Linked DNA regions of Mus musculus: all the other regions are linked to region 5. The links are chromatin loops, found by intact Hi-C in ENCODE. Cell type or tissue: heart. All regions are shown on one strand. Region 1 has its middle 74 kb from the start of Gm41329. Region 2 holds the start of Rnf139 (ring finger protein 139). Region 3 holds the start of Trmt12 (tRNA methyltranferase 12). Region 4 has its middle 12 kb from the start of Gm41329. Region 5 holds the start of Tmem65 (transmembrane protein 65). Region 6 overlaps Fer1l6 (fer-1-like 6 (C. elegans)).

What was found. Hi-C counts contacts between places; a loop is a spot of excess contacts. Peaks named below come from ENCODE experiments on the same cell type or tissue, not always from the same donor. Only the 100,000 strongest peaks of a DNase experiment are listed, where the experiment ranks them.
Region 1: it touches region 5 in a loop (2.1-fold over the local background); 4 of 42 quality-filtered maps call a loop at or near these places.
Region 2: a loop joins it to region 5, with 2.8 times the contacts of the local background. A loop is called at or near these places in 9 of 42 quality-filtered maps.
Region 3: it touches region 5 in a loop (4-fold over the local background); 16 of 42 quality-filtered maps call a loop at or near these places.
Region 4: a loop joins it to region 5, with 2.1 times the contacts of the local background. A loop is called at or near these places in 6 of 42 quality-filtered maps.
Region 6: it touches region 5 in a loop (4-fold over the local background); 10 of 42 quality-filtered maps call a loop at or near these places.

What each region holds. Positions count from the first base shown.
Region 1 is chr15:58,683,109-58,688,108 of GRCm38, reverse strand. No RefSeq gene overlaps it. Among named protein-coding and RNA genes, the nearest start is that of Gm41329, 74 kb to the left of the region's middle. In heart, no CTCF peak of the experiment used is centred here; DNase peaks (open chromatin) are centred at 248 and 2,828.
Region 2 is chr15:58,886,867-58,891,866 of GRCm38, reverse strand. It overlaps Rnf139 (ring finger protein 139), which reads right to left and starts at 2,638. Exons shown (of 2, transcript NM_175226.4): 1 at 2,373-2,638. The coding sequence starts at 2,553. It also overlaps a transcript of Tatdn1 not described here. In heart, a CTCF peak has its summit at 3,035; DNase peaks (open chromatin) are centred at 2,816 and 3,726; H3K4me3 peaks cover 3,115 bases; H3K27ac peaks cover 2,689 bases.
Region 3 is chr15:58,869,612-58,874,611 of GRCm38, reverse strand. Trmt12 (tRNA methyltranferase 12) reads right to left here and starts at 1,963. Exons shown (of 1, transcript NM_026642.2): 1 at 1-1,963. The coding sequence starts at 1,857. The coding sequence ends at 517. In heart, a CTCF peak has its summit at 4,443; DNase peaks (open chromatin) are centred at 1,971 and 4,661; H3K4me3 peaks cover 2,277 bases; H3K27ac peaks cover 1,553 bases.
Region 4 is chr15:58,769,751-58,774,750 of GRCm38, reverse strand. No RefSeq gene overlaps it. Among named protein-coding and RNA genes, the nearest start is that of Gm41329, 12 kb to the right of the region's middle. In heart, no CTCF peak of the experiment used is centred here; no DNase peak of the experiment used is centred here; H3K4me3 peaks cover 287 bases; H3K27ac peaks cover 705 bases; H3K27me3 peaks cover 40 bases.
Region 5 is chr15:58,820,692-58,825,691 of GRCm38, reverse strand. It overlaps Tmem65 (transmembrane protein 65), which reads left to right and starts at 2,265. Exons shown (of 7, transcript NM_175212.4): 1 at 2,265-2,849. The coding sequence starts at 2,564. In heart, a CTCF peak has its summit at 2,073; a DNase peak (open chromatin) is centred at 2,061; H3K4me3 peaks cover 3,132 bases; H3K27ac peaks cover 2,962 bases.
Region 6 is chr15:58,590,435-58,595,434 of GRCm38, reverse strand. Fer1l6 (fer-1-like 6 (C. elegans)) reads right to left here. Exons shown (of 41, transcript NM_001370912.1): 19 at 4,868-5,000; 20 at 460-584. All of the region lies in intron 2 of Gm36451 (a long non-coding RNA gene), which reads left to right. Among named protein-coding and RNA genes, the nearest start is that of Gm36451, 4.1 kb to the left of the region's middle. In heart, a CTCF peak has its summit at 2,578 (motif pointing left); DNase peaks (open chromatin) are centred at 474 and 2,574; H3K4me3 peaks cover 614 bases; H3K27ac peaks cover 1,554 bases.

The DNA of each region.
Region 1 (5,000 bases), 140 kb after region 5:
TCAGGCATTGAAGAAAGTACAATTTAAATCGGATATTAAAAAAGTTAAAGCCCAGCATTTTTGACTATGAGCCAGGATCGAAATTGCCTCTGGAGACCAGTTATTTCAAAAGAGCGCAAGTCCCAGGCAACTTCCTGGTTTCACAGTGGTCCTCCTGTTGGCTTCTTGTTTAGTCAATGAGGGAGGGAAGTCTTTGGGGTTCTGAGACACACAAGTGTGGGGTTTTCTGCTCTCTTTAGCCAACAAGAACTTGGTTTGGCTGGGACTCTGAGAAGCAGTGCATTCTTCCAGCACCAGCACACTAGGCCAGGACTGTTCCGTGTGGTGATTTTCCCTCCGTGTTGTTATGCTCTGGGCTGTGTGGACAGAAACAGTCACATGCTAGTTTATCTTTTACAAGTCCATATTCATTTACCTCATGTTAGAGGGCAGATCAAGGCGGCCGGGCACAGCTGAAGATATTCAGGTTAGCTCTTGATTCCGGTTTCAGACATTTTATCCTCGCTTTTGTTTCCACCATCATTATATGGTACTTGAAAGCTACCAAGTCCCCTCTGTCCCTTAAAGCCATTGAAAAAGTCTGACTGTTTTCAGAGCTGTAGAGAGGCCCAGGGATTCGGTAGTCCTGGTGATGACCCAGGGTGAAGGCAGAGTGGATTGTGTGTTGGGGTTATCATGTGTCTTGGTATTTTGTCTGGCTGGGCTCAGATCCTGGCCTTACCACCTGCTGTGTGACCTGAGTAAATCCTTCCTAGAGCCTCAGCCTCTTAAGCTGAAAAATGGTGATTGTAACGGTATATCATTCAGAGAGGAAAAATCTCCAGTTCCATCAAGCGTGTGCTCTGGGTTTAAGGCTGGCTTCAGCCGGGCAATATTTACAACAACAACAACAACCAACCAACCAACCAACCAACCACGGTCTGAAGGTCCCCACCAAAAACTGAGGCTGGTGAGATGTCTTAATGGGTAAAGGTGCTTGCTGCTGAGCCTGACAATCTGCATTCAATCCCTGGGATCCACATGGTGGAAAGACTCACACAAGCTGTACTTTAGTTTCCACCCATGTGATGTGACAGGTTCATACCCTCCCCTCCCTCTCCCCTCCCCCTCCCCTCCCCCTCCCCTCCCCCTCTCCATCCCTCTCTCCCCCTCTCTCTCTCTGACACATAAATAAAATGTAATAAGAAAATAAGACTCACATTAAAAACTATAATCCTCACTGTGGATGCCAAGAGTTCAAAGGCTCAATTTAACCACAGCATTTGGATGTAGGACCTCTGGGGAGGGACCTAAGGTTAAGAAGAGAAGAGACTTGGCCAGGCGTGGTGGCACACACCTTTAATCGCAGCACTCGGGAGGCAGAGGCAGGTGGATTTCTGAGTTTGAGGCCAGCCTGGTCTACAAAGTGAGTTTCAGGACAGCCAGGGCTATACAGAGAAACCCTGTCTCGAAAAACCAAAAAAAAAAAAAAAAAAAAAAAAAAGAAGAAGAAGAAGAAGAAGAGACTTAAACCAGGCCATTCTGTCTTGGCATGTGATGCCCTCTGCCACCTTGCATCCCACAAAGAGTCCTTCCTAGTATCTGATCTTGAATTCCCCATTCTTCAGAACCATGAGCCAAATAAACACCTATCCTTTATAAACTGATAAGTGTGCTACTTGATTATAGTAGTGGCAAACACAGTAGGACACCATATCAGAACTCTTGGTGGAATCTGTTAGACTTTCTGAAGCCCCTTGAAGAGGAGGCCAGAGGAGTGATAGGATTGAACCAGGCAGTGGGCAGAAGTCTTTAAATCCTCTAAAATATACCTCCCTTCCGAAAGTCCCTCTCATCCCGGGGTGGTCCCCTTTCAACTCCTCCAGCTTCCCGTCTGGGTACCTGCCTCTACTTTCTTTCCATCTCTGTATCACATTTTCCTCTTACAGCTGGGTTCTAGCCATGAAAGTGCTGTCTGAGAACCAGACGAGGGTCCAGCAATATCAGCCGGCCACTGATCTAGACCCCAAAGTTGAAAGCTCTCCCTGGGAACTTCTGGTTTGGAGAGTGAGGTGGAGTTGATCACCTCTCCTCCAGAAAAAACAATGCCAAGTTCCAGGGCTGTGAAGCTTCAGGGTGTACTGGCCACAGGTGGAGAAGCTGAGAAGTGCCTCTCCTTGTCTCACCACACCTGGACACCTGATGTGGCCAGCAAATGGTGTGTGGGAACCCTCACTGTCCATTGTGACAGTTCAGTGACAGCAGCAGGAAGGAGGTTGTGGTCATGTGATCACATTTTCCTGGGTGGCCCTGGAGGCATGTAATGATGGAGCTCGGATCTCATTGAGTTGGCACTCATCTCTCAGAGCACAAAGGCTCTGTGGTGCTTTAGTGAAGTCCTCTGTGTGTGGCAATCCCTTAGCAGTCTCCTTTCTTCTCCTGGACTTACAGTTAGAGTCAAGACAGAACTCCTCCACAGGAGTCCCCTGGGTGAACTCATGTAATGCTGGCAATCTGAACCCTTGGGCAGGACACGAGATCAACAGAGGGTAGAGAGTCTCTGGGTGTCAAAAGGAGATGCAGGAGGGGCTCCTGGAGTTCAACGAGGGGATGGAAGGCTAGAACTAACAATATTGTGGGCATTTTAGACAAATAACACAAAGGAGCTCTTAAGGGTGGGTATGCAGAAGTCATCAGCTCTGCAGGGCTCCCTGAAGTCCCAAAGCTACCTCCCGTGTAGAGAGGTGTTGTTTTCCATGGGAGTCAGCCAAATTACAATGGGATTGACAGCAGTCATGGTTCCATGACTTGTTTTGTTCCAGGAACAAAACAAAACATTCAGCTCTTTGTGCAGGGAAACCTCACCGCCCACAACGTCACAGAGGGGTAGGACACACGCGCACCACACGAACAGGCATAGATGCAGACACAGTCTGGGTAATTAGTTGTCTCGGCTTTCCTGGAAGACACATGCTTTTCGATTTGGTGGGTTGACAGGAAATAGTCTAAATCACTCTTTGCCAAGTCAAGGGGTGGCAGAGCAGAATTAGCCAGCTAACTCTGTATTTTTACCAAAGAACTAGTATGAACTGATTTTCAGTGGGGATTTTCCAATCTAACTTTCGATTTGTGTTTTTAGACTTTTCACACAGATCTGCAGAACAACTGTGTTCACTTTGGGGAAAGTAAAGGAAGCTTACAAGCCCGCAATGGAATCTCTTGTTTTAATTTTAACATTGGAACATCACCAAAGCCGTTGGATGTACCAACCCTGGGATATTTTTGAAAAGTATGTAGTCCTAGAACATGTGGTTTTACTTGTGGGCATCGCTAAAAAATGTTGAATAATTGACTAGTATTTGGTTTAGGAAAATGTAGATGGGTTGACCTCAGAGCCGCTGTAGGAAAGGATTCTGATGTCTTTTTGAACAGGGTGTGCTGGGACTTCCCCTGCCAGGTGGAAGAAGGGGTGTGTGTGTGATAGTGTTCTATGGCAGTAATTTGTTGAGCACCTGCTGGATGCCACACACTTGAAATAGATCTTTTCTGTCTTCTGTGGCTGGTTTCAGGGGGAGGTTCTTTTGTGACCAGGTGTTTCTAAGGCACAGCTGGGTGGACTATAAGACTATTAGAAGGGACCTGCACAGGTATAGATCATGACCATAATGAAGAAGAGCTTTCCCTGTGTATTGATTTCCTTACCTGGTTTCAAATTCGGATGGTCGAGGCAAAACTAATTACAGAGAATGGGTACGGTCCCTTCTGGCCTCTTTCCCAGTAAGGAGGGTGGTGAGGGAGTCCCACCATGCTTAGAATGTCTTCTTTGTTTTTTTTTTTTTATTAGATATTTTCTTTGTTTACATTTCAAATGCTATCCCGAAAGTTCCCTATACCCTCTCACCGCCCTGCTCCCCTACCCACCCACTCCCACTTCTTGACCCTGGCATTCCCCTGTACTGGGGCATATAAAGTTTGCAAGACCAAGGGGCCTCTCTTCCCAATGATGACCATCTAGGCCATCTTCTGCTTACATATGCAGCTAGAGACACAAGCTCTGGGGGTTACTGGTTAGTTCATATTGTTGTTCCACCTATAGGGTTTCAGACTCCTTCATCTCCTTGGGGTACTTTCTTTAGCTCCTCCATTGGGGGCCCTGTGTTCCATCTGATAGCTGACTGTGAGCATCCACTTCTGTATTTGCCAGGCACTGGCATAGCCTCACACGAGACAGCTATATCAGTGTCCTTTCAGCAAAATCTTGCTGGCGTAGGCAATAGTGTCTGGGTGCAGCCCCACTCACAGACCAGGTCCAGGGAATGCAGGCAATGGCTAAGCAAGCCCTGATCTTCCTTTACCTCCACCCAACTCTTCTGCTGTGACTCGGGTCCAGCTGACCTATCGCAGAAGCTTCAGAGCAGAAGAAAGTGCACAGTGAAGACACGAAGGCAGGAAGCCCAGCATCCAGAGTCCCTTCACCGAACACACCTGAACTCAGAGGGAGACGACCTGGAGCTAAGTCAAGTTCTGGGTCTCAGTTTTGCCTTGGTTTAGACTTCATTGTACGTTAGATTGACAAATAATAGGCATATATATTTATGGGATGCGGCATGATTTTTGAATATACATATGCACTGTGATGCTCAAAGCAAGGCAATTAGCACATTGATCACCTTTGAAGTGTTATGAATTAGATGTAAAACTCTCCCAGGGGCTAATGTGTTTGAACATTTGCTCTTCAGACGGTGGAGCAAATTTGAGAGGCAGTCAAACTTTTGGGTTGTAGGGCTTATCCACAGATGAGGAAGAAATGGAAAGATGGGCATGACAGGTTTCTCTGAGCTCCCAGGAATGCCTCAGACATGAACAGCAGGAGACTCGGCTCTACTGTGCCCCCTTTTAAGACATGGAATCCAGACAGCTTCCCTTTCCTCCACACTCCAAGCTGAAAATGTTATTGTACTAAAAATGCAAATGGAGCTAAAATTAGTGTAATTTCACTCCCCCAAGGGCACCTACCCCAT
Region 2 (5,000 bases), 66 kb before region 5:
TTTTTTCTTATAAAACCTGACTCAATATTCTGAGATAATTTTTTTCAAATAAATATTTGGTGATTTCAAAAGGATGAAATATGTATAACAACGTATAGTCTTAACTGAGCATTAAAATATTTTCTGAAAAGTGATCATAGGAACAGCTAACACATGAACAAATGCTTTAAAGGGTTTTTATCCTAACTCATTTATTGCCCTATAACCTCCATGAAAAAGATGCTGTGAACTTCCTTAGAGAAGCTGCACCTTCAAAATGTAACCTCCGCAGGCTGAGTGCGTGGAAGCTCACTGACTCTGGAGGTGGAAGGCTGCAGGTGCAGAGCCTAATTACAATCTACCTTGGACCATCTTTAGCCCAAGTCAGAGAGATCTAACATCCAGTGACTAACATACAAACCTTTTGGAATATACTAACTTAAAGCCTTAGTTCCCAACAGCCAGAGCTCTAGAGTACCTTCTTCTACAGACAGCATCCTGGGTCTATAACAAGAACCTTTCAGCTTTGCTTTCACCTACCTACTTAACATTCCACTAATGGTTTTTAAAGTGTTGTGTTATAAAACTTTTATCAAACTGTTACCATGTTGAACATGGAATTTGGGGTAACGTCAATCAGTGTTCATGGGCCACAGTCAATCAGATTTGGTTTCAGAATAAGCTATCTCTTATCCCATTTGAGATGAGTTGTGTTTTTATGTTGACAATACCATCATTGTTTTTATAAAGGTAGAGAAAACAAAACTACAGACTCGTGAAATGGAGCTCTTCCTGAAATTCTCAAATACAAAACTTCTGTGAAGAAATAAAGTATAAGGAGTGGGCGGGGGAACACTGACTTTCTTAAATGTTTTTACCGTAAGTGACTTAAGAAAACTCCTTTCTATAAATCTACCTAGTGTCGAGTACTCCAACAGGAAATGCATTAAATCCTCAGGTCCCCCCAAAGTTGCCAGAATCTGCGGTTATTATGCCATGAAGACATTCAAGGCAGTGGCTGTATGTACTATCTCTGAGATGACTATGCAGACTCCTCTCGAACACAGAGAATGGTGGAAGTGGCTTTAATAAAGAAGAGCAGAACGACTAACTTGTATCCCCAGTAGATGACACTAAGCCCTGTGCTTGAAGAGTATCACCACCACTTTTTCTTTCTTGTTAACTTTAAGGTGAGCACTGCGGGGTCACAGCGCTGGGTACTGCATCTCCGCACACTGAGGAAGAACAAAAGGGAACCATCCCTGAACACCAGAAGCCTTTCTAACGCTCTGGCAAACACCAGCTGTGCACCAGAAACCAAACACCTAACTTCTCCAACCTCATTTCCTCACCTGTAAAGTCTAAATAACACGATCCACCTTTGAGGAGTGACCGACGGATTAGGTAAAACCTGTGAGAATGCTTTCTAGCAGACAAATGTAGAAGAGTTACTGCCAAGAACAAAACTGCTTCTTTATTGACGCTCCTTTTCTGGGAGAATAAGGCAGCAGAGGCGCTCGCACTTCTCAAGGTCTTGGTCAGGACCTCACTACCAGGTACCCGCACCCCCAACCTTTCAATAGCAAGAACCCACCTAAAAACTCATCGTAATGATCTCATCAACAAAACCTGCCAAGCTGTAATTATCTGGAAAAGATCTCTTTATGTGTTTCTCACTTCTGGTATGTAGCACAGAGAGAAATAGAAAGTGAAATATAAAATACTTTTAGCACTCAATCCATATGAAATGAAGACTGATCTTTCTAGTCTCCCACAGATGTCTCATCACCCTGGGATGGTAAGCTTTCATAGTCACATCCAACACCTTATTATTTACTCATAGAAAGAGTTTAGGGGTTCGTTGTAAGTATAACCTTCCTCGCGGTGACTTTTGGAAATGGTTTCAAGGACTGACATTCATGGCTTGAGTGGCCATTTACCTCAAGTACTTCACGATCCGGTGGACTCCAAGACACAGAAGTGACAACGTATTCTGCACTGTGAAATGGGTAGACAGGGGGCTCAAGCTCTGGCTCAAGTCCAAGGTCACACACGGCGAGACCCGGAGAGCTGTTTTTCCAGGGCTGTCGCATAGGACGCTGGAAGCCAGCAGTCATTCCCCAAGAGAAACAGCAGACAGACAGCCGCATGCTCACACAGCCGTGCTTTCTCCTCGCCCATCCAGGTGCCAACCGAGCAGGGCACAGACCCGCCAGCACCACTCAGCTGTCAACGCTGGCACGAGTACCACGGGTCCCCGCACCCCCGCCAAAAGGCCCTCTGGGGAACCAGACCGTGGTTCCCCAAGCCGCGTGCCACCAGTGCCCTGCCGTTCCCGTCGGCCTGGGAGAGGGCACGCCTCGGCCAGCGGGCTAGCCCTACGCCGTCCTTACCAAGGAGCCGGAGAAAGATCTGAAGCCCGATGCAGAACCGGCTTTGGCTGGAATCGTAGTAGGAGTTGAAGATGGCGTCGATGATGTAGAGGCAGGGCACCCGGAGCGCCACTTCGAGCGCCGCCCAGACCTGCTGCTGGGCCATCCGCACCTGCTGCTGCGGGGGCCCCACCGCCGCCATGAGCCGCTGCCACACCGGGGCTGGGCGGGCCGGGCCAGGCAGGGCGGCGCGGGGGAGGCCCGGGGCCGCGGCCGGGGCGGGCGCCGACGAAAGTGGCTCCGCCCCCGGCCGCCTCCTGTCCTGTGTCCCGGCCCGGCCCGCCCCGCCGCCCGCTCGCGTCCCTCGGTGGAGCAGGGGGCGGCGGCAGCGGCTGCCGGGAGGCCTCGGGGCGTCGGTGTTTCCGGCCGGCTAGGGTCTGGCTCCTCCTCCCTCCAGCGCCTCCCCCGCCAGCGGAGCCACCATCTTGACCCCGCCTGCCTCGGCCGTTGCTGCCGTTGCGAGGCCCCCGAGGCGGCGCCCGCGGTCACTCGAGAACGCGGAGCCGGCGCCGCGGCCCTGCGTCACAATCCGGCGCGCCGCGCAGCGTCAGCACGCGGGGCCCGGCGAGCCTCGAGCGTTGCCATGGTCCCCGCCCGCTTCGGCTCGCCTAGCCTCGCCTCGCCTCGCCGCGGGGTGGCGCTCGCGTCGCCGGCCCGCCGCGTCCCAGCGCCCGAGCGCCTGTGAGTGGCTGCCCCTCGGTGTTGGCGTGCCCCGAGCGTGGGATGCTGGGCTACTGCGCACCGACAGTGTTAAATGTCTAGTAGAGCCCAGTGAGTGTCCCTTGAACTCGCCTCGTCCTGCTTGGGAGATGAAAAGCTGGAGGACGCCGCCCTGCCTACCTGCCTCTCCCCACCCAGAGGCCAGGCCTGAGGAATGGCAGGGGAAATAACCTGCGAGGCTGCACAGGGCGATCCCAGCCAGACTTGGCACTGGCCTTGAGTTGTTAGGTGTTGCCAAGAAAAACACACTCGCATCTGTTTACACATCTCCCTCCCTGTCCCCGTGGACGGTCATGCACATTTTATTAATGGCTTCGGAGCCTGACTTACGAGCAAGAACCCAGAACTCTCTGAGGTCTTTGATTTATCCTTGTCCTGGATAAATCCTTAATCAGAGTTGAGCGCATTCTTTCGCCGCTCTTTCTTGCCTATCAGTGGAATTGGTATGACCTGGCTGTTGTTTCTCTGTTCCTTCTCCAGCAAAGGAAGAGAGTAAGGTCAGAGGCTGAACTGTAGACTTAGCTGTTTTGGTTTAAGGAACACAAAATCGCAAACCAGGAAGCCTGGTTGACTTGGGCTCCTAGCTCAAAGCGCACAAGCCAGTTTACAGCAGGACTCTAGAAGTTGGACCTCCCTTCCCACTCCACCCCACACCCGCACAGGGAGGAGGTCTGTAAATAAAATTATCAGACTTTAACAGAACCCTTTTGGGGGAAGGTGTTTGGAGCAGGAAGATGGCACCTCCACCCAGTTTTGTGGTTTGGGCTTTGTTTGCTCACTTTCCCCTCTTCCATCTGTATACGAGGCACTGTAGGCCCCGGTTTTCTTTTACCAAAGCCTCTATATCAGCTATTACGATAGGCATTTGCTCTACCTGTTTTATCAAGGTTGAGACTGGTTTAGATAAAACGAATTGCAAGATCACAAAGGTGCTAACAGGTGGGACTGTGTATGCCCCAGACCAACAAGAATCAAAACCAGAGTTTGAACCTAATGGTATCTTAAAGCTTAAAACTTCGGTTTGTTTTGCTTCTTTCACCCACAGCCAAATTCTGTAACTGAGTCCTATCCTTCCTATAGCCGCTGTCACCATCCTAACTCAAGACCTTTCTCTGGTTTATTTTATTTTTTAAAAGACCACCAGATGGTTACCTTTTCAGATCTACTCTAGAAACTCTGGGTAACTTTCCTAAACTGCATGGCTAGAGACTAACCTTGTGGCTATGACAACGTCCCCAGAGGAAGGCAACCTTAGTGAAAGAATGACACAATCTTACATAGGGAACCTCAGGGATTAAATTAGCTACTCATCCCTCTCTTATTATGCCCCCAGTGTAATTAAAGTCAAAAGAGTGAAGCTCTTACAGAGAAGAGGGTCCAGAAACACTAAAGTAAAAATGTGATAGGAGAGAGGGGGAGAATTGTATTATTACCATTCAAAAATAGAGAATAAAATATGATCTGAAAGTACAAACTAATACGCATCTATCTTGTCTGTTATGACAATATTCACACTGACACACAAGCAATATACACAGAATACCTGTGTTCAAAGATAACACTCATTAATGAGTCAAAAGCCTTTTGTCTGTCATTAATTATTCAAATGCTTCTTAGTAGCTTTTTTTTTTTTTTTTTTCTTAAAATCTGGGTCTCAAGTCAGCTTGGAACTAGCTACATAGATCAGGCTGGCCTCAAATGCTTTCTATACACCCACCTGTGTTTGCCTCCCAAGTTCTGGTACTTTAAAAGTAGGGTGTATAAAACTTATGTTAGCTTCTCTCTGGATATCCATCAGTCAAGCCTTGTCAGGCAAAGGAAAAAAATAGACTAGGCTGTCAGAAGGAAATTTACTAGTGTACCCTGGCT
Region 3 (5,000 bases), 49 kb before region 5:
TCTCCAACCTATTATTTTCCAAGACCCCATGGCTACCACTTTAGTGCAAACCACTGTCACTTTGTACCTGCAAACTACAAAACATCTGTAGAAATGGACACTGGTTTCCCTATTTTGATCTTGGCTTACCAGTTGATTTCACATAATGTAGCTAGTACTCTGTGGGACCAATACTGTATTTCATGTAATAATGTCTGTATGACTTACTAGAAAAAAAAGCCACACGATCCAATTCAAGGAGGCTCTATATGCAAATAAATCCAAGACCAAATGAATATTAAGGCCATATCACTGAAAGCTAAGGTAAAAAATGCAGAATTCATGTCTGCACAGGTGAAACCTATTTTAATGAGTCACATTGGTTTCCTCTGATACTTTAATACATTCTCAATGTGATCAACAGAAGACAACTTTGGATCGATCTAGAGTTCATTTTCAGACCACAGATCACTTTAAAAGGTCACCAGAAAACAGAAGGGTGAGAACACAGCCCTCGATGAGGCACTCATCTGGCAATTACTGTGTCAGTAAATCTACTCCTTCTGGCCAACTAGAGGTCAGGGGCCGGCATTCTAGATCTAGGACTATGTGATCCACGTGAGGGGCGTAAGATTTCACTGGGTGGACATGCAAGATTCGTGTCCTCCATGGTTTCCCATGCACTTGATGAAGAAGAGAGGCGATCTGAGTTTCTGCAGATTCTGCCCATCTCCACCACTCTGGTTTGTTGGCCGATGATATTTCCCCCCTGAAATTCTCAGTAGTTCCATTTCCCTGTGTATCAGTGGTGATTTTCTGGGGACGAGGCCAGTGCTCTTTTTCCACGTTATTGCTTCCAGGTGGCTGTGGAGTCTTTCCTGAGAAAGACTCCACATTTTGGTGGATATGCAGAATACCCCCAACGTCCTTCCGAAGCACTTGGCAGGCAACGGGCCAGCCTTCTTTAGAACTGGGAATGAGCCCGAGGTTCACCCTATCTGCAATGTCTGAGAGCTTCAGTTTCCTGTTGTCCCCAAAATGTATTTGGCACCGGTCTGCCACTCCATTGATCTCCAAGTTGTTTCTTAAAGCAACTACAGCATGAGGATTCCATTCACAGGCATGTACGAAGGCAGCGCCAGCATGAACTAGGAAGGGCAATGTAAAATAACCAATCCCTGCGTAGAGATCCACCAGCACCTCTCCAGCACAGGACAGAGACGCCACTCGAAGTTTCTCGGTGATGTTTCCAAAGGAGAACATGCACTGTGTCACATCAAACTTATACCGGATGCCATTATCCATATGCTCTACCCAGCCATGGTCACCCAGCAGCAGAGTCACTGACGGAGTTCGAGTCCCATCAGGTAGCACCCGCCCTCGTTTTGCCAAACGTTGAACTCCCAGGGCCGAGGCAACAGTCTCCCAGAGTTCTGGCTCCAGACCTTTCCACAGCGTGGCTTGGAAGCAGTCTTCACTAAGCAGCATTAGGTCACCATGCCGTTGCCAAGACCGGGGCAAATCTGCCTCCAACTCAGCGGACCACGTCACTCCGCGGTCCTCCACCCAACGCCTCACCTCCAGACACAGTATCTGAGCAGGTGAACGAACCCGGGCCTTTTTGGAAGGAAGAGGATCCGGGAGCCGCGTCAGCACACAAGTGCTGCCTGGGGCCACGCGATCCCTCAGCTCCTGCAGATGCTGCTCAGAAAGGCTTTCCGCCAGCACCGGCAGAGCCACCGCGCCATCCCGCAGCTTCGCCACCCGGTGCAGCCTGTCCAAGAGTTTCTGCTCCTCCAGGTAGTCTCGGTATCTCTGCGTGAACCGGGGCTCAGTCACAACTGCGACAACTACAGACTCCTCACACTCTCTCTCCATGTCGCTAGTGTTTGTACCCCGTCGCCGTCCATCAGCGAGATTCTCCGGCTGCTCTCTCCCTGCAAATCTTCCACTACAACCGGAAGAGCTAAACTCGCTCCGCTACGGCGCATCGGAAGTGACGTCAATAAACAAAGCCAGATCTCGAAGTATTACTGCGATCAGGGAATGGAATTTCGGGTGCAGTGGGTTGCTTTCTGGAACCGCGGCAGCCATTTTTGTTATGGTTAGTCTGTACTTAGGAAACTTAGTAATTCTATGAACTAAAACTCATGAAATGAGTCGATATCCTCCGGAAACGTTATACACTCTCTTTAGCGATGCTCGTAATTTTTTTAAAAAGTGAATTTGCAGTGGATTGAATTTACAGAAAGGATTCCAAAACTCTAGTGTTGCTTATAAATTAGCACCAGCCACCTTATTGTTGGAAATGAAATGTTATAAAGCTTCCTTATTCCCTTTTCTTGCAAAGATTTTCATCACGGCTGCCTTGTTATCCAAGGAGGGAAACATGTCAACTCTCAAAAATGGGAATCTTTGTCTAGAAAATGTTGATTACCCGAACCACCTTGAGAGAATTGCTATTCTAATGAGAGATGGCCCAGAGGGTAAGGGAGTTATTTGCCACCAAGCCTGACAACCAGGATTCCCAGACCCCACATGGTAGAAAGAGAGAACGAAACCCAGGTCTTTTGCAAAATCATCAAAATCTCATAATTGCTGAATCTCTTGTCTTTTGTAAAACACATTTATCTTTTAGGGGGCAGCGTACTCACGCCATAGTGCAGGTGTCAAGGTCAGAAGACAACTTGCAGTGTCTCTCCTCTTTTTCCACCATGTGAGCTCTGAGGAAGAAACGAAACTCAGGTTGTCTGACTTGGTTGCAAGCTCCTTTACTTGTGCAGCCGTCTTGCCAGGCCATTCTCATCCTTTAGCGTATTGACTTATAGGTCTGTAAATGTAAACAGTGAAATGAATATTCATGAGCTATAGCCGTAGTACATTTACGTGGGCCCTATAAGAAAAATCAAATGTGAGACTTTTCTATCAAATGCTGGAAAACTTCTGTTTAGGACAGAAGTTGAAATCTTTTTTATCTCTCCCCAATTGTCAGACTTTTATGCAAATGTTTTAATTTTCCACCTACCCAGTAATCCCTTTGTTTACACAAAGGTCCATTGCTGTATTCCAGGAATTTGATATCCTGTAGCAGTGACTTCTTTCTTCTTCTAACCCTGACCCCTTTCAGCTTTCAATATTTCCTGTGTGCCAGTTCCCTTAATTAAGGCTGTGAGGCTGGACTCCAGACTGGGGAACAGACCCAGTTACCACCTGAGTTAGAATACAAGCCAAATGCACTTCCTGTGTTTGTGTGTTCTCTCTTCTAAGCACACCCTCTTGATCAAGAGGTGAAGTTTGCCTTGCCCAGACAATTAGGTTGGAATAGTAGTCTCTTCCTTTTCAACCTGGGACTTATTTCTAGCACTTTCCCATTGAGAGCATCCTTTTCCCACCAGGCTTGAGGACTCGGGTTATCTATACCTTTTTCTTCCGTGGCTCACTGGTTATTTAAGGCTGCATTGCTTTATTTCCATATACTCAAAAAAGTTTTCCAAATTATTGTTTTTATTTATTTCAGTTTATTTAAAAAATGTACTCTACCATTGTCAGAGAACATATTTTGTATGACTTGGGCTCCTGTAGACTTACTGGAGCCTTTCTCATAGTTTAGAATATGGTCTGTTCTGGGGAACGTTCTATGTGCATTTGACAGGAGTGTCCACTCTGCTCTTGACGTGTGGAATGTTCTGTCTGGTAGCAGGCATCTTTTCAGCTCATGCAAGTAAAACAATTCTGGGGTGGTAGAGTGCTTGTCTAGTATGCTCCAGAGTCTGGGGTCAATCCCTGGTCATACATATTCCTATAAACCTCCAAACACAATTGTCTATAGTCTTTCTTACTGAGACCACACAGTCTCTCTCCAGAGCTGCTTAGGTACCTCATACAGATCTAAGCATTAGATAAGATCTTCTCTCTCTCTCTCTCTCTCTCTCTCTCTCTCTCTCTCTCTCTCTCTCTCTCTCACACACACACACACACACACACACACTTCTACCCCTCTTCTGTGCCCAGAAAACTGTACTTCTGCCCTGTTATTCCACCATACTTGTCAGACCTGAGACAACAAGTGCCTTCACAGGACTTCTTTGTCCCATCCTGTCCTTCTTCAGTAAGACAAGCCTGATTCCATATCACCATGCAGAATTTTACAGTCGAAATCTTTTCATCTCATGCTGGCTATCTTTCCCCAGAGGGAGTTGGTTTGTTTCCAAGAGCTAGGGGATGGAGCTGGACTTTCTCCCTTACTGTATTTCATTATTATTTTCATGAGTACTGCCACACAGAGTTGGACATAATGTATTTACATAAAGAACGTGTAAGTGAACTGTTAAATGAAAGGCTGAAGAAATACCTGAAGGAAAATTACTTCGTAGTTTGAGTGTTTTTGTTTCAAAATATTGTCGCTAGAGGGCAGCAATAGCCAGCACAGAGCAGTCAAAACTGACAAAAGTCCTGGAGGGTTTGCAAGTCTAAAGCTCTTCAAGGATCGCACCTTTTCCACAGGCCTTACTCGACACCCTTAGATGCCCTTTACTGTCACGGACTACCCAGGTAAGCAAACGTAGCTCTTTCCAGGAACGCATTAATAGTACATAGGTTTCACTGTGTGATAAACATTGGTTTTTAGAGTGGTGCACCGAACCCATATATAGTTGTAGTACCGCATGATTCCACTGGGGGCATGCATGGGCCACTTAGCTGGTGACATTCCCAAAAAGAAATGCAAAAAAAAAAAAAAAAAAAAAAAAAAAAAATCTTCACCTCTGGCTCAGAGCTGTGTGGGCGTTCTCTCCACCTTCCTTTGGCTCACTAGATGCTTTTTACACACCTGGCCAATCCTCATATGACAACTTTCGGGAATCACTGAAGACGATGACCTATCATATCCTCGGAGAAGGCTGAAGAGAAGGCACACCCATCTCTTACTTGCACGGAACCTCCCCTCATCTTTGAACTTACCTAAGGAATAGCCCCTATGTTTCCCAGTCACTTTTCTCTGCCTCTCCCCACCCCCTTCTACC
Region 4 (5,000 bases), 51 kb after region 5:
CTATGGATAGTACGACAAGGAACATGGTGACAGGCAGGCAGTCTGGCATGGCACTGGGGCAGTAGCTTAGAGCTTTAGATCTTGATCTGAGGGTAGCAGGCAGAAAGAGAAAGAGGAGGAGTTGAAACCTGAGAACCCACTCCCAGCAACACACCTCCCCTAACAAGGCTGTGACTCCCAGATTTCCTAACCAGGTCTTCAACTGGGGGAAAAGCATGCACTGTGTGAGCCTGTGCGAGCTGTTCTCATTCAAACCACCACACCTGTCTATAGAGAATTACAGACCCATTAGTCATAGTCAGATTGTATACCATTGATCAGTCTTCAGTGGTCTTCAGAGTCTTCCTCTCAGTCTAGGATGGGAGTCATTGTTGCTAGGAGACCTGGCACCATTCTGTTCCATAGGAGGCTTTCTGAAAACATGCTAATAGTACTTGTCTTTTGTCATATGGTTCTAGGCTGGTCTGTAGGTGTAAAACTTGTATGCGAGACCAAGCTTTCCAAGTTCTAGGGAAGCCTCTCTTGTAAAACTGCATACCTCTCACAGGGCTGTGAGCCTGGTTAAGTGTGTGGCCCATGGAGAGTGGCCACATTTGGTATATGGTATAGAACAGGCACTAGGTACCTGGTCCATGGGAGTAGTAACTCTTAGACACCTTCTTTTCCTTTCAATTTGATAGTAAATGTTTGGAAAAAAATATGGCTGATAGTTTTAAGGAGAAGAACAAGGAGTAAAACCATTCCATGTCCTACCTCTTTAGGGACTTGTCGTATGATTCCATTGTACTGAAATCTCAGTCCATCCAACTGAGATTTGGTGAAATCTTTGCTGAAAGTCAAGTGTCATCCAAAGGAGCCAGATCAAACACACTTTTAAAGTTATTGGTGTCATTGTGACCCTTGCACACAGCTGCACTTGTGACCCTTGCACACAGCTGCACTTGTGACCCTTGCACACAGCTGCACTTGTGTCCCTTGCACAGCTGCACTTGTGTCCCTTGCACAGCTACACTTGTGACCCTTGCACAGCTGCACTTGTGACCCTTGCACAGCTGCACTTGTGACCCTTGCACAGCTGACTTGTGACCCTTGCACAGCTGGCTTGTGACCCTTGCACAGCTGCACTTGTGACCCTTGCACACAGCTGCACTTGTGACCCTTACACAGCTGCACTTGTGACCCTTGCACACAGCTGCACTTGTGACCCATGCACAGCTGCACTTGTGACCCTTGCACAGCTGCACTTGTGTCCCTTGCACAGCTGCACTTGTGACCCTTGCACAGCTGCACTTGAAGTGTGATGATTTGGGTGCCCCCAGTATTTCCTGACATCTCCCAAAAAGCTGATAAAGTCCTAGGAACTACTGTGGTGTCTTTGGAGTAATGTTGAGAACAACATTGCAGGTCTTCTGTGGCCTGGCTGTTCGGTCCCAGCTGAACCATTTCACCCGGCTGCAAATAACTTGTCTCAGATTTATTTCTCAGCGAGACATTGCAGAACAATGGTCTTTTCATAGAGGCAACCATATTAAATTCACAATAGGACTTAATATACCCATAGGAGAGAACAGAGGTCTTCAGTTATGAAATAAATCTTTCAGAAACATCTTTCCTTTGTGAAACTAGATTGCTCAGAATGGTTGAGAGGAAAGAATATCTTGGAGCTTATGTTTTTGTGGGTCATTGATGAAACAATTGTTGATTCTCTAAGTATGAGCCCGATTCTGCTCCTTTGTCAACCAGGGCAAGACCAGCAGGACTCAACTGAGTCCTACCCCAGATTTCAAAATTATGGAGGACACACAAGTGTGCGAGCGCGTGCACGCACACCCACATGCACATACACACATATGCACACACATATCATTTTATATCATTGAATTTGTTAAAAAGAAATAGTTAAGTGAAACAGAAGTCAGGCGTTGGATATAAGCTAGTGCTATAATAAAAACATAAAACACATACTCTTGGCTTTGGAATGAAGAGACACAATCTATGGCATGTAGTTGTTGGATGTTTGGCACTGTGTTTAGAGTGGAAGACAGAAAAGATGTCCAACGAACTTGGGGACCTAAGAAGCTGTTCCCAGGCAGAATCAGAATATGTCAAGTGCTAACAGGCTGCTTTTAGCTACATAAAATAAGACGCAGAGGAGAGGATGGAGAATGAACGCAGCAGAGCAGAAAAACTGTCCAACTCAGAGCTTACTGTTTTAGTGGACAAAACTGCCTGTCATTCCAGTCTGCAGAGTAGAGTTCCCAAATATGCTCAGGGGCCTGTGTGTGTGTGTGTGTGTGTGTGTGTGTGTGTGTGTGTGTGTGTGTGTGTGTTAAGGACAGTGGGATTGCTTCTGAGTTAACATCAAGTCAGGGTTGTGAGACACTTTGTTAAGATCCCAGTGGATCTCGGCAGAGCCTCTAGACAAACTTGCATCCAAGAATATAAGGACGTCCTCCCACAGAGCTAACATCCTGCGTATGGAGAGGCTCACTGCAAATGAAGCCCGTCTGTTCTTTTTTAGTGGAATGGAGCCTCACGAGTGTGTAACGAGTCCCACAGGAGCAAAAACTGTATCAGCAAAACTGCCTGGTGGCACAAGCCTGTAATATTTAGCTTCTTGGGAGGCTGAAGAAAGATCACAGGTTCAAGGTCTGGGCTACAGAGAGAGATGGAACCAGCAGGGTCAACTTAGCGAGACCCTGTCTGAAAACGAAAATGTGAAGCGTGTTAAGGACGTAGCTCTGTGGCAGAGCCCGTGCCTGGCACACGTAAGACCCTTGAACACCCACTGGCACTACAGACAACAGAAACGACAAGGAACCAGACTTGGACTAAAAGGGGAAACAATTAAAAATGTAAAGAAGTCTGTAGGCTCAAAAGGCAGGGACCAGGGTATTTGGTTATAGAAATAGGCTATTTGTCTTCCTAAAGAAGGGATACTTGGAAGCCAGTGCCAGGAATGGTAGAGAACCTCCCTCAGAGACCACAGCTGTCCCTAAGGCAGACGGAAAGGGTGACATGTACCAGGCTGGATTTCAAAATGGCTGTCTACCAGCATCCACTGCATGGTGTGTGTGTGTGTGTGTGTCTTCCACGCACGCGCATGCACACACACACACACACACACAAGGGCAATCTAGGATGTAATTCTTCACAATCTCTTCCCATTCTTTTTGAGACAGGATCTCTCATTGGCCTGGAACCTGCCAAGTAGGTGTTATGACAGACGACCAGTAAACCTTCTCCATCTTCCCAGCTCTGGGAATTTAAGCATGTGCCATCACACCTGTCAGTTTTATGTGGATTTCCAGAATTGAACTCAGGGTTCTTCTGCTTGCTATGAGGCAAGGACTTTCCATACTAAACTAGTGCCTCAGCCCCAGCGCTCCTTCTGGGCGGGAGTGTCTAGGCTCATCTTCTGCTGCCCTGCTGCTGCTGCACAGGGAGAAACAGTTTCTTGCTACAAATCCCTAGATATCCCGTCTACATCAGGACCTGATTAGATGCCAAGGTCTAAACCTTGAACCAGAGACCTTTGCAGAAAAGGACCCCACTCTTCCAGGTCTCTAGAGGCTAAGGACATTTTATATGTGGAGAGCCGGGAGCCATTAGAGGCCCGAGAGCCAGCTACCACTACAGCTTGGTTTATTGATGACCCCACAAGCATGCCTGCCTCTGTGTGTTCTTCTCCTGGAGAGTCAGAAAGCTGGGTTCCCAGATGATCCGCTTCCCTGGGGGAGTGCAGCAGAAGGAGCCGCATGCCAGCTCAGGGCCTTAGGAAACACTGGGAGTTTCTGTGCTATTCCTTTGAGAACCCTTAGCTGCTACTCAAAAAGACAACTACTGCCAGGCCAGTTTCTCACAGGCAGAGGCAGGAAGGTAGTGCCTACCTAGGAACTTAGTGATACCCTGTCTGGAAACAAAAAATGAAAAGAAAGGTTGGGGGTGTAGTTTATTGGTAGTTGTCCATCAAGCATGTGTGAGGCCCAGGTAAGTCTCCCTCCGCCCCTCCTCAGGTCAGGAATGACTATGTCAGTAATAAGCTATAAAGGTAACTATGTGGCTGGAGGACTCTTATGAAGAGGTCTGTAAAAGGCCCTTCCCTCCCAGATTCTGAACCTGAGCCCTGTCCCAAGCCCCCACAGGGCATCAGCTAGTGGTTAGTTGAAGGAAAACAGTCCAGCCCAGCAGCCACCAAGCCTGGCAGAAGCCTTGTCCAGATAAGTGAGACTGTCACGGAGGAAATGCAAATGGCTCTCTTAGGTCATCAAGTCTGGGATGTTTCATTATCTAGTGGCAGATAACTAAACACATTGACTTGACAGTAGATTTAAAAAAATCAGTTATGATAACACTTCTGAAGACTAAGAATGGAGTGTGTGTGTGTGTGTGTGTGTGTGTGTGTGTGTGCGCGCGTGTGCCTCTCTGGTTTGATTGAAATTAACTGACTAAACTCAATCACAACCCGTACTCGAATCACAGTTGAAGAGGCAGACTCGGCAGCAGAAATGGAGCAGGCTCATCAAGTCAGCTATTTTTAGTATCTGCTTGGGACTTGGAAATGGGATCAGGAAGAGAAAAAAAAAAAATGAATCAAGACGTAGTAGAGTTGAGAAATTTGTTCATGCATCTTAATGATAGAAACTTGATGTTTCCTCCTTCCTTAAGGAAGAAAAGTGAGTTTGCACTGTGAGACAGGTCCTTGCTGTCCCCCCCAGACTCCCCAGCCCCTGTTCCTCACCTCCCAGTCACTCAGAGAACCATCACAGCTCCTCAGATCAGCCAAGCTCTTGAACTGCTTAAAAAAGTGTTTCTTTTCCAGTTTCATATCCATGGAATGAATTTCAGCCATGTGAAAATCCCTCATCATTTTCTCTCATCCCCACTCCTTCTGAAGAAACTGTTCTTCCCACCACCGAGTCCTCCTTTGTGTATGTGTGTGAGTGTGTGTGTATGTGTACAAGAGCATGTGTGTGCACACGTATGTGTGGGTGCACGTG
Region 5 (5,000 bases):
AAAGTAGGAATGTTAATCACACAGCGTTGTCTCCTCAGTGGAGAAAATGTATATGTTTTCCACCAAGAAGGCTGAGAATGTATGTTGTTAATAGCCTGGAGATCTTTGCTATCTATAGGGCTATCCTAGATTCTTTCTCCCTAGACCTCTCTTTGTTTCTCAGTCAATAGAACCCATCCTTAGAGGAGGTGTCATGTGCACTTCATAACCTGGTAACCTTTGTTCTATCTGTATGACCAAAAGCACACCAGATCCTAGGCCCTTAAGCTAAACAGCCCATCTTCATGGTCGAGGTCACATGAACTTTACACATTAGTTTCAGTGTAGCTTTAAGCTTTATTGTGCAGGTGGGATTGGGATAATTGTTACCAAGAAACTTTTCCAAAATTGTACTTTATTTAAATAAGTCTAAAATAAACTGGTCTGGTGTCAGACTCCAGAAGTCTGAATCAGCACCAGCTGACTGCTGGCTGAGCTGAGGCTCTGGTAGTTCATTTCCCTGCTGCTGTAGAGCTTGCAGGACCCTCCCCCCCCCCCCCCCCCCCGCTCCCACAACACACACACACACACTGTACATGAAGCTGGATTTGGCCACAGTCCAAATCTGGTGCTTGGGACTTGGAAGAGTCCTGAAGGGTTTCTGGTTGTCATTCCAGCTCAGAAGGCTGTAGAAGGGAACAGTGGTGTCAGTGGAGGGCAGCAGTAGGAACAAAGGTGGACACGTTCTCTGGTAAGAATTGAAGGCAGTGTAAAGAAGCAATATGGGAATTTCAGAGTTTCGAGGAGTCCTCTTCTTCTCTAGGCCACCCGGCAGAAGGTGCCACCCACTCTAGGGGAGGGTCTCCCCCCCCCCCCCAGTTAGCCTCCCCCCCCCCGTCCCCCCTCCCGTTCACTCTTGAGGACATTAATTTTAACTGAAGGGTTTATAAAAGTACAGCTGATTGGACTCTCCGACATACTTTAAATCATCTCTGGATTACTTATAATAACCAATACAGTGTAGGTGCACGGAAATAGTTGTTACACTGTTCCATTAACGGAATAATGAGAAAGTCTGCAGATACATCTTTTTTTTCCAAGTACTTTTGGTCTGAGGTTCATTGCATTTGCAAGTTCAAAACCACAGCTGTGGGACTGGCTGTGCTGTCTTACGTGCTTATAGCACATTCACTTCATGCAAGGTTCTGAGCTGCAGCAGTGGTTACGATAAGGAGGGGATTTGGATCTTGATTACACTTGAGTAGATTTATCGTCTAAGCAGATTTATTTTTCTAAGATAGGGTGCCTAAGTGTCCTCAGATAGGTTCAGATAAAGCAGTGATCTTCCTTACAAAGAAGGGAACGTTTCATGAAGGAGGTGACATTTGACCCTGGCCTTGCAAATATCTAGGATCTGGGCAAGAGGGATGAGTCTCTCCTCCGCGTGGCACCAAAAGAGGGACATAAATCCCCAGAGACCATTCGATAAAGGTTTATGACATTCTCGCCCTGGCTCCAGAGTTGACAATCTCCAAGTAAACAGCTGTCGGGTCAGGGAAGAGTATTCTCCTCCCCAAATCTTAAGTCTCAGCCTCACACCCTCCTCTTTTTGGGACGGGTTGAGCCGGCCCTGCCGCCTTCCCCAGGGTGCTGCCAGAGAGGGCGTTTCAGCGCCGCACTGTCTGGCCTCGGTGGGCACTCTCTGGCTTGGCGAAGGGTGCGGCTCTTTGTGCTTCATGTCCCGCAGGCCTGGGCTGGGTGCGGTGACCCCACGAGGCTCTTATCCATCCGGCTGCTCCTCCAGGGCCGTCCGAACTCCAGATTTAGGACGGTGCTTCGGAGAGCAGTGCGGGAGCTGCACCACCCCGCCGGGCATCCAGCCCTGAACTCTATTTTGCTGCTCTCTGCCGTGCATTTAACACAGGCGGATGCCGTCTGACGGGGTAAGCACCCCTTCCTTTCCTTGCCACGCAAAGGAGTGGGTGGAGACTCCAGGATGAGCTCCCTCCCAAGCGGCTATGCGCCTGCGTGGCCCCGCCCAGTCCCCGCCCAGTCCCTGCCGCCCCGCCCTCCTATCCCGGGCTCCGCCGCTAGGGGTGGCGGCTGCGGCTCGGGCCTGATTGTCACGGCGCGGTTGCTTTGAGGGCGCAGCAGCCCTACCGAGTGAGGCCGGCGTGAGGCCAGAGGGTGGGAAAGCGGTCGGCGGCGGAGGGCGGCGCCGGAGGAGGGCGGCGCGCGGTGACTCATCCCTCTGGAAGATCAGACACGCTCGCCGAGCTCGCCCGCGCCGCCGCTCCTCATCCGGGAGGCGCCCGCCCGCCCGCACCGCCCGCCCGCTCCGAGCTCCCGGCCCGGCCGCGGCGCAGAAAGTTTTCCCGGGCTCACGGCCTGCGGGAAGCGGAGCGGGCACGGCTGGGAGGCGGTCGCCGCGCGGGCCCGCCGAGTGCATGGTGTCGGGCGCCCGGGCCGCGCGTCAGGAGGACCCGGGGCGGGGCCGGGCTGAGCCCAGCTCCTGAGCCTCTGTCCAGCTGCGCCCCGAAGCCGTCTTCCCTTGGGACCGCTGCGGGGGTCGCGCTCCAGCGCCATGTCCCGGCTGCTGCCGCTGCTGGGGAGCCGGACGGCGCGCAGCCTGAGGCCCGGCCCTGCCGCCGCGCCCCGCCTGCCGTCCTGGTGCTGCTGCGGCCGGGGACTGCTGGCGCTCGGGGTTCCCGGCGGTCCCCGGCTTCTGGGCACACACCCCAAGAAGGAGCCCATGGAGGCGCTGAACACGGCGCAGGGCGCGCGCGACTTCATCTACAGCCTGCACTCCACGGAGAGGAGCTGCTTGCTCAAAGAGCTGCACCGCTTCGAGTCCATTGCCATCGCACAAGGTAAGCGGGTGGGGCCGCCTGGGAAGACCTACTTCTCAGACCCCTGTCGCCTCCCCACACTCTGCCCCGCTCCTGGCACGGCCGAAAGGGGAAACTTTCCACCTTCCGAGTGTCCCCAAGACAGGACACGAGCGGATCGTGCCAGGTAGTTAGGGCCGAGCTTGGCTGGTGCCTCCCTGGCCGTGGAATTTCGGAGCTTCATCCTGAAATGTCAGCTGCCTCTCAGGGTTGTGTTTTGGTTTGTCCTGTGCCTCCTCTCTCCAGCCCTCCATTCCCTAAGCCTTTGGTGTCTTCCTGAGACCGTGTACCCATGCAGGTGGCATGCCCTGCCTGGTCTAAGAAAGTGCCAGGAACTGGGCAGGCAGCCGGAAACTTTCTTGAAGGTGTGTGGATGTCCCCTCCCAAGATGCTCTTGGTTTGTTATATTGCTTCTCACATTTGGTTGTGAAATGGCCCAAGGAAAGATTGTATCGAGCCAGCAACTGAGTGTGTACTGGAAGTCTGGAGATTCAAATTGAACTCCAGAGTTTGTTTCCTTGGAGTTTGAAAGAATGAAGTGAGTTTTTGGGTGGTTGGGGCTAAGAAATCTGTGACTTGAAAATGAAAAGCACACTTCTACTTAAAAATAATTGGGAAAGGATGAAAGGAAAGCTATTTTTAAACAGACACGTTAAGATAGGATATTTTTAAAACAAGTGCGGAATGTGGTAGGTCAGAATTTGAGTGTATGTGAAAAGGCATTGAAAAGATGCAAAGACTACAATGGATTCAGTCTTTAAAGTTTTTTTTTTCTTGCTATGTAAATTCTGTTGTATACACAAAAACACAGCTACTCTTTATGTGACATTTGGATGTGTTAGGAAGTTTTTAAATAGTTGAAGTTGGTAATATAAAGTATTATGTAAACATTCTGTAAGTTCTGAAGTATAGAACACTTCAGCACTGATTCGGAACGTGGCTTTCAGGCATCTTGAAAGGTTGCATTTGGCCTGTGCACGGGAGGAAAGCAAGCTCTTGCCTGATATTAGATTACCTTTACAACTTAAGAGACTTTTTATTGGTTGTATCCTTTACTACTCTGATTTTTTTTTTCTCCCCAGTTTAGGGGATTGTGAGCCACTATAAAGTAATGGATAATTTCAGGCATTGCTTACCCACAACACTTTTTCAGGAAAATGCAGTATTCCAATCAATTCAGTTAGTAAATCACAACATTACAGAAAATCATAACCGAAAACTAGCATACCTTTAGTCTATGTGTGGCTTAAAAAGACTCAAATTCTGAAAAAGTTCTCTTTGAAAACAATATAGACAGGCGTATCTTAGAAAGTCAGTTTGTGTCGCTCAGGTGAGGCTGTAAACGTCATTTTCCCTTTTCTAAAGCGAGGTCTTGGAAATTCTACATTGTCAACATGGTATAAGATTGGAGGATCCTTTGAATATAATTTTATAGCAGTTATTGAAATGCACGTTTTACAATATCAATACCTGACTTGCTAAATTTTATCTATTTTGCACATACCAGCAGGGTATTGGGTAGGAGTGTTAGATTTTCTAATGAAGACAGTGTTTTAAAATCTAAGATGGTTTTAGCTATCCTTGGAAGGACCTAAAACCTCAAGTCCATGGAGGTCATTAGCATCAATAAAACTTAAGGATCTAAATTATTTGAGGAAGCCGTTGGTCATTTAAATGTATTTGTTCAGGAAAAAACAAAGAGAGGTAAATCTATAGGAAACAATTTGGCGGTTTAATGTCTCCCCTTTATAAGCTAAAACACTTCAAAGTTTGGACATCTGTCTTTCTTTGTTGATGCTTCTGGCTAGCTTCCGAGTCAGTGACACTTAGAGGTGCTGCTGCGTCAGTTTTTAGCGTGCCTTGGTGCCCACTTAAGTTTTATTCCCAATCACGTAGTTAAGGGGATAACTAGACTTGCTTAGTATATTACCTTGTTCACCAATTACATAAGGTAAAAGGACCTCACTGCCCTGGGAATTCTTGTCCCTCATACATACTATTCTAAAATCAGTGGGTTTCTTGGTTTGTTTTAAATGAAAACCTCTCATGTTTTCTTTACCCTTTTCAGCATTCTTGTTTTTCTTCTTCTTCTAATACTTTCATCACTTATTTGTGTGTGAGCATGCTACTGCA
Region 6 (5,000 bases), 230 kb after region 5:
CAAAGCAGCCTCGCTGCTGTGCGGTGAGGTATAACTCCCTGATTGGAAAGCTAGACCCTTCCTCCCCAGTAGGTCCCCCTGAGGTGATGACAGACTCCAGTCTCAGGAACATTGTCTATGCTGGCTTCTCATTTCTCATTCCCTCTGTACTCTCGGTGTTGGCACCCCTGCAGGCGCTTGGGGTGCTCCAGGCTCCTCAGTCTTTTCGGCCCTTGTCTTAGCGTTAAGTCTTGTCCATCTGCTTTAGCACAGTGGCTCGAGGAAACCAATAGACCTCTCCTGCCTGTCCTTCTTGACCCAGATTGGCTTCTGAGTCTGCAAGACTGTGCATTGGGAGTGGCAGAGGGAAGGGGCGGGGCGGGGCGGGGCATGTGGGGTGAGCCTTATCTTTCTTTCCCAGGCTCTGCCAAGCAGCAGCTGCAGCAGCAGCAGCAGCAGCAGCAGCGGCTCTCTGGTTACCTTTGTGGTCTGGCACTGGGACAGGAATGTGACTTTAGCAAAGGGATCTGAAAGTCCATTGCTGTCAGCTGCGATGAGGCCCCGGGCTTGGTACATGTGTGCTCTCAGCTGAAAGACATGCTGGGCTGTGGGGAAATTGTAGAAAGTGCAAATGTTAATAGGCTTTTAGGATTGGTATGTGTTTATGTGTGTCTGCCAGTGACAGGTGGCTGTGTACCCCAGACAGACAACAGTGAGACCAGCCCTGTCCTCCTCCGAGGCCAGGTGAAAGTGCGGAGACAGGGGAGAGGCGCTAGTGCCAAGTACTTTAGAAACACCCCGCACATTGCCATGTTGTGTTTCTTAATCATCATCACAACAACCATGTGAAATATGTAACTATCTCCCCACAAATAGATGAAGAAAATGACCCCAAAATGGATGGAACAACTTTCCAAATGTGCAAATCCCAGATTTTTCTTCTGCCTAATTCTAAAATCCACCTTTCCCCCACTAAAATGTCATATTTTCGCAAGTTTAAACAAGCAGTATGATTCATTAGGAATGTCTTGTTTAGCAGTGTGTGTGTGTGTGTGTGTGTGTACAGGGGCTCATGTGTATGAGCACACATGCATATGCAGGCTCAAACACCGGTGTATAAGGCTGCTTCACAAATAGCTTTTACTTCAATAAACTCAATAGACATAGGGAACTGTCCATTCACCCTGTCTTCTACTTTGCTAGCCAATGACATTTTGTGTGCTTACTTTGTAGAGTTTCGGTCTTGATCTCTAAGGCACTGTAGATAGTATGGAACTAAGGCAGTCCCTGTCCTTGGGAGCTCCCTGAGAAAAGACCAGAGATGGGAAGAGAAGCCAGATCTCATGGGTGGGGTGTGTGGCTGAAGGCCTGTGAGGGATCTGACCAAAGGGCCTGGGAGACAAAGAGCAGGAGTGAGCCCAGGTTGTATAGACGGAAGACAAAGAGAGAGGTTTGGTGAGGTCAGCATTCAGTAGAGAACGGCAGTTCAGCTGGTCATGGACCTCACCACCCCTGGCTCTTCAAGCTCACCTCTTGTTTTCACATTCCCCTATCCCCTTTGCCTGTTGACCCACCCATTTCTACATCTCTGAAAAGGATGATGTTAGTACAGCCCATGTCTTTGTGTTGGCGTGGGGACTTCTATGAAGGAACCCCTGTGGACCTATTGAAATAGCTCTGCTTACTTAAATGAAGAACACAAACACCCTATGTGTGTTCCCTCACCCAAGCTTCATCAAACCCCCTCCTCCAGCAACTTCTAGGCATATGCCACACATGCTCACACACGAACTTGAACACAGCCATCTGTAAAATAAAGGCTAATAACTCTCCATGAGGCTGTTCTAGGAGGCTACGGGCTGAGGGCAGTGCCTGCTACTGGGAAGTTGCATGAAGATGCTGGCATGCTGTTCCTGTTGAGTGTTATAGTGTTGCCCATGGAGCAGCTGGAAGCAACCTGGGACTCATCACAGTGGGATAGGAGAAATGTCAGGCAGCTCGCATAAGCAATTAGAAGTAGCGTGTTAGAAGTGTACATAGCAAAACAGCAGGATCTCAAGGGTCTAATATATGGTGGGGAAGAGAAAAGCAGAATAACATGAAATCATAACAAGTTGTTCCTGTGAAGTAAGATTAGACCCTCTCAAGAGAACAGTTCAGAGTCACCAAAGCGCATTCGAGTACAAGGGAGCTAATTCTAGGGCAGTGGCCCTGTCCTTTGAGCAGAGACTTTCAAGGTGGCAGCACAGGATGGGCAGGGATGCAAGCCTTAAGTGGCTGTAGCAAGTATATAAGATTAGTCAATGTTTAAAAATCAGTCATGTCAGGTCATTTGGAAGAAGAACTGTTGACTACTTTGTGTGGGAGTAATGGTCAGAAACAGTAGAAGGCACATGACCTCAGAACCTTGGAGATGCACATGGAGCATTAGAAAGTACAACAGGCCGTGTGTGTGTGTGTGTGTGTGTGTGTGTGTGTGTGTGTGTAGGAACAGACAATCAGAGGATAAAATTGTGGGTCAAGTTCTCAATGGACAGAAGAGATGTAAGGGCTGGATGCAAGCAGACAACAGTGCCCCCTGTAGGTGAAAGTTTGAAGGGCCAGATCAGCACACACTGGAGAGGGATTCAAATGAGGTATGGGAAAGACTGCTGCCCTAGGTAGATGGTGGCAAACAACTCTGACAGAGAAGGTGTGGAGGGACAGGGAAGGCAGGATGTCAAAGGTAATTCCTTAATTGACTGTTATGAGACCTGAACATTTCTCTCTCTCCCTACCCCATGCCGCTGTCTGGCTTACATGAGAACCAGCGTGGAGCCTAAGAATGTAGCAACCTTTTCAATCCCCAAGCTAATCCTGCAGCCAATTAGGAAGCCCAAGCTGCCCACATTGCCCAATTAAGTCCACACCAGTTCTTCCAGGGCAAGGCTCTGCAAACTCCAGGCAAGCCAGTGGAACGAGAGAAGTAATTCTTGGAGGCGCAGTTCTACAGCCCTCCGTGTCTCCATAGACACCAATTAACTCTGATGTTGACAGGCTGGGCTCTGCTGACAGGAACGTCCCTTAAGATGACAGCTGTAAACAAAGCAGTGCTCAGCAGATGCTACAGGTACACGCCGCCAACAGGAGTCAGCTGGGAGACAGCCATGTGTTACTACGGAGTTCAGCAGATTTCTCAGTCCAACTTGGGATGGTCTCGTTCCTTGAGAGAATGCACACCAACTGCCCTTGAGATGTCTAACCCGGAGATTTTAGCAGTCCTTCCAACTGAGGCTACGTAAGCAGCTAAGCAGCGCATTACACAACTCCAGGGGGTGCCATTTTCTTAGCCTACATTTCCGGGTTTCTTTAGAAACCTTGAATCTTACTAAGTACTGTTCCTCAGAGTAGTCTAGCCTAATTCCTCACACCATGGGGCCCCATCTCCTGCCCCCTGTGGTTATTAAAGCCACACCTGCACGTCCCACTTGAAGCTAGGATCCCCTCTTGCTCCTCTCTACATCCCCTGCCAGGTTTTCCACCATGCCTTCCATATATAGACGCAAGGTAATTATTTGCTGAATGGCTCTCCTCTGGAGCATAAAATTCACCAGTCGGTGTGGAAGGCAGCCAACGCCACCAATGTCAGTGCTCAGCAGAAGGTCATTAGGTAACCATGAAAAGGACAAGCTACACAGCATCTCAAAGCTCCGGAAAGGCCTCTCCTTTGGGTTGTGAGTGGCTGCAACGGTGAACATGTCTGGAGCTTTGCATCTGCGTAGATATTTGTATCTACAGAAACAGGAGCTAACTTGATGTGGGTGTTATTTGCCCAAAGATAAAAAAGCTCTCAGTGGTTTAATGGAAAGCAGATAAGAAAGTTGTGTTTGGAAATGGTTTTCTCAACCCTTCAGCCGATGAGTGATCTCGTGCAATTTCTGGGTGTCTCAGAAATGTACTCTCCCCCTCTGTGAACTAAAGAATTCCCAGAACGAGATCTTATGTGTCGCATATGCGACACAATGCTTGGCACTGAGGGCTATGTATTTTCTCCCAACATTGCACACCGACTGCAGACTCTGTGAGCTGAGCCACTGTACACACATCTCCAGAACCCCATCTTCTCTCACTATGGCCCTGCTTAGGATACTGTGGCAGTCAAGATCAGCTGATACCAAAAGGCTGTTGTGCAACAGAGGAGGTGTTGAGTGTGTGTTGTTCTGCATTGTCCCCAGTTTTGGCTCAACTCAAAACTCAGCTTCTGTAGACATGAAGGTGAAGCTGAGCAGCTAAGAAAAGCACAAAAGTTAAAGTGTTTTGAAAACAGAGCAGAATGCAAATGTGATGTATTAATATTCATGACGCAATTAAAATGTTACTGAAATGTAAACACGATACTGATGAAAGTCACCGTATGAATTTAAATAATTCCATAAAATAAGCTGTCTTCCTATAAAGAAGCAGCCATGCCAGGAACTGGGCTAGAAAAACATAAGCGACTTCACCAATACCAGTGGCACTGGGTCACCAAAGGGGTATGTACGCTGTTCAAACCTCAATGCTGTATAAAAAGGAAAAAAATAATCACCTTAATTTCATGAGTCATACCACCACAAAAAACTTTCTGCTTAAAACGCAAACTCATTTTTATGGCTGCCCAGCATGTTTGAAGAAATTCACCTCTCTCTCTCTCCTCACAGAAATGCATAAAAAAGTTTAGATGTAATATTTCTAAATGAAACCTTGCTTTCTGTTTGGAAGAGAGGACACTTGGCAATTGTCCTGAAAAAAGGCAAGGGAACTGGTCCCAACTAAAACACAAATTCACGGATGCTGTCCCCACCGCTGTTTACCCGAAAGCCCATCAGAGCTGCCTCCCGCCTGTCTTTGCTCTGTGGGCACACCATACCTTGGTATAGCAGGGCCGATGGGGGGTGGTGGGTGCCCGATGACTTGGGAGGCATTTCTGCTTCATAGCCCACTGGCAAGTTATCCAAAATAGTATTGGAGTATCTAGTGGAGCCCAGCCACAGATATATGTC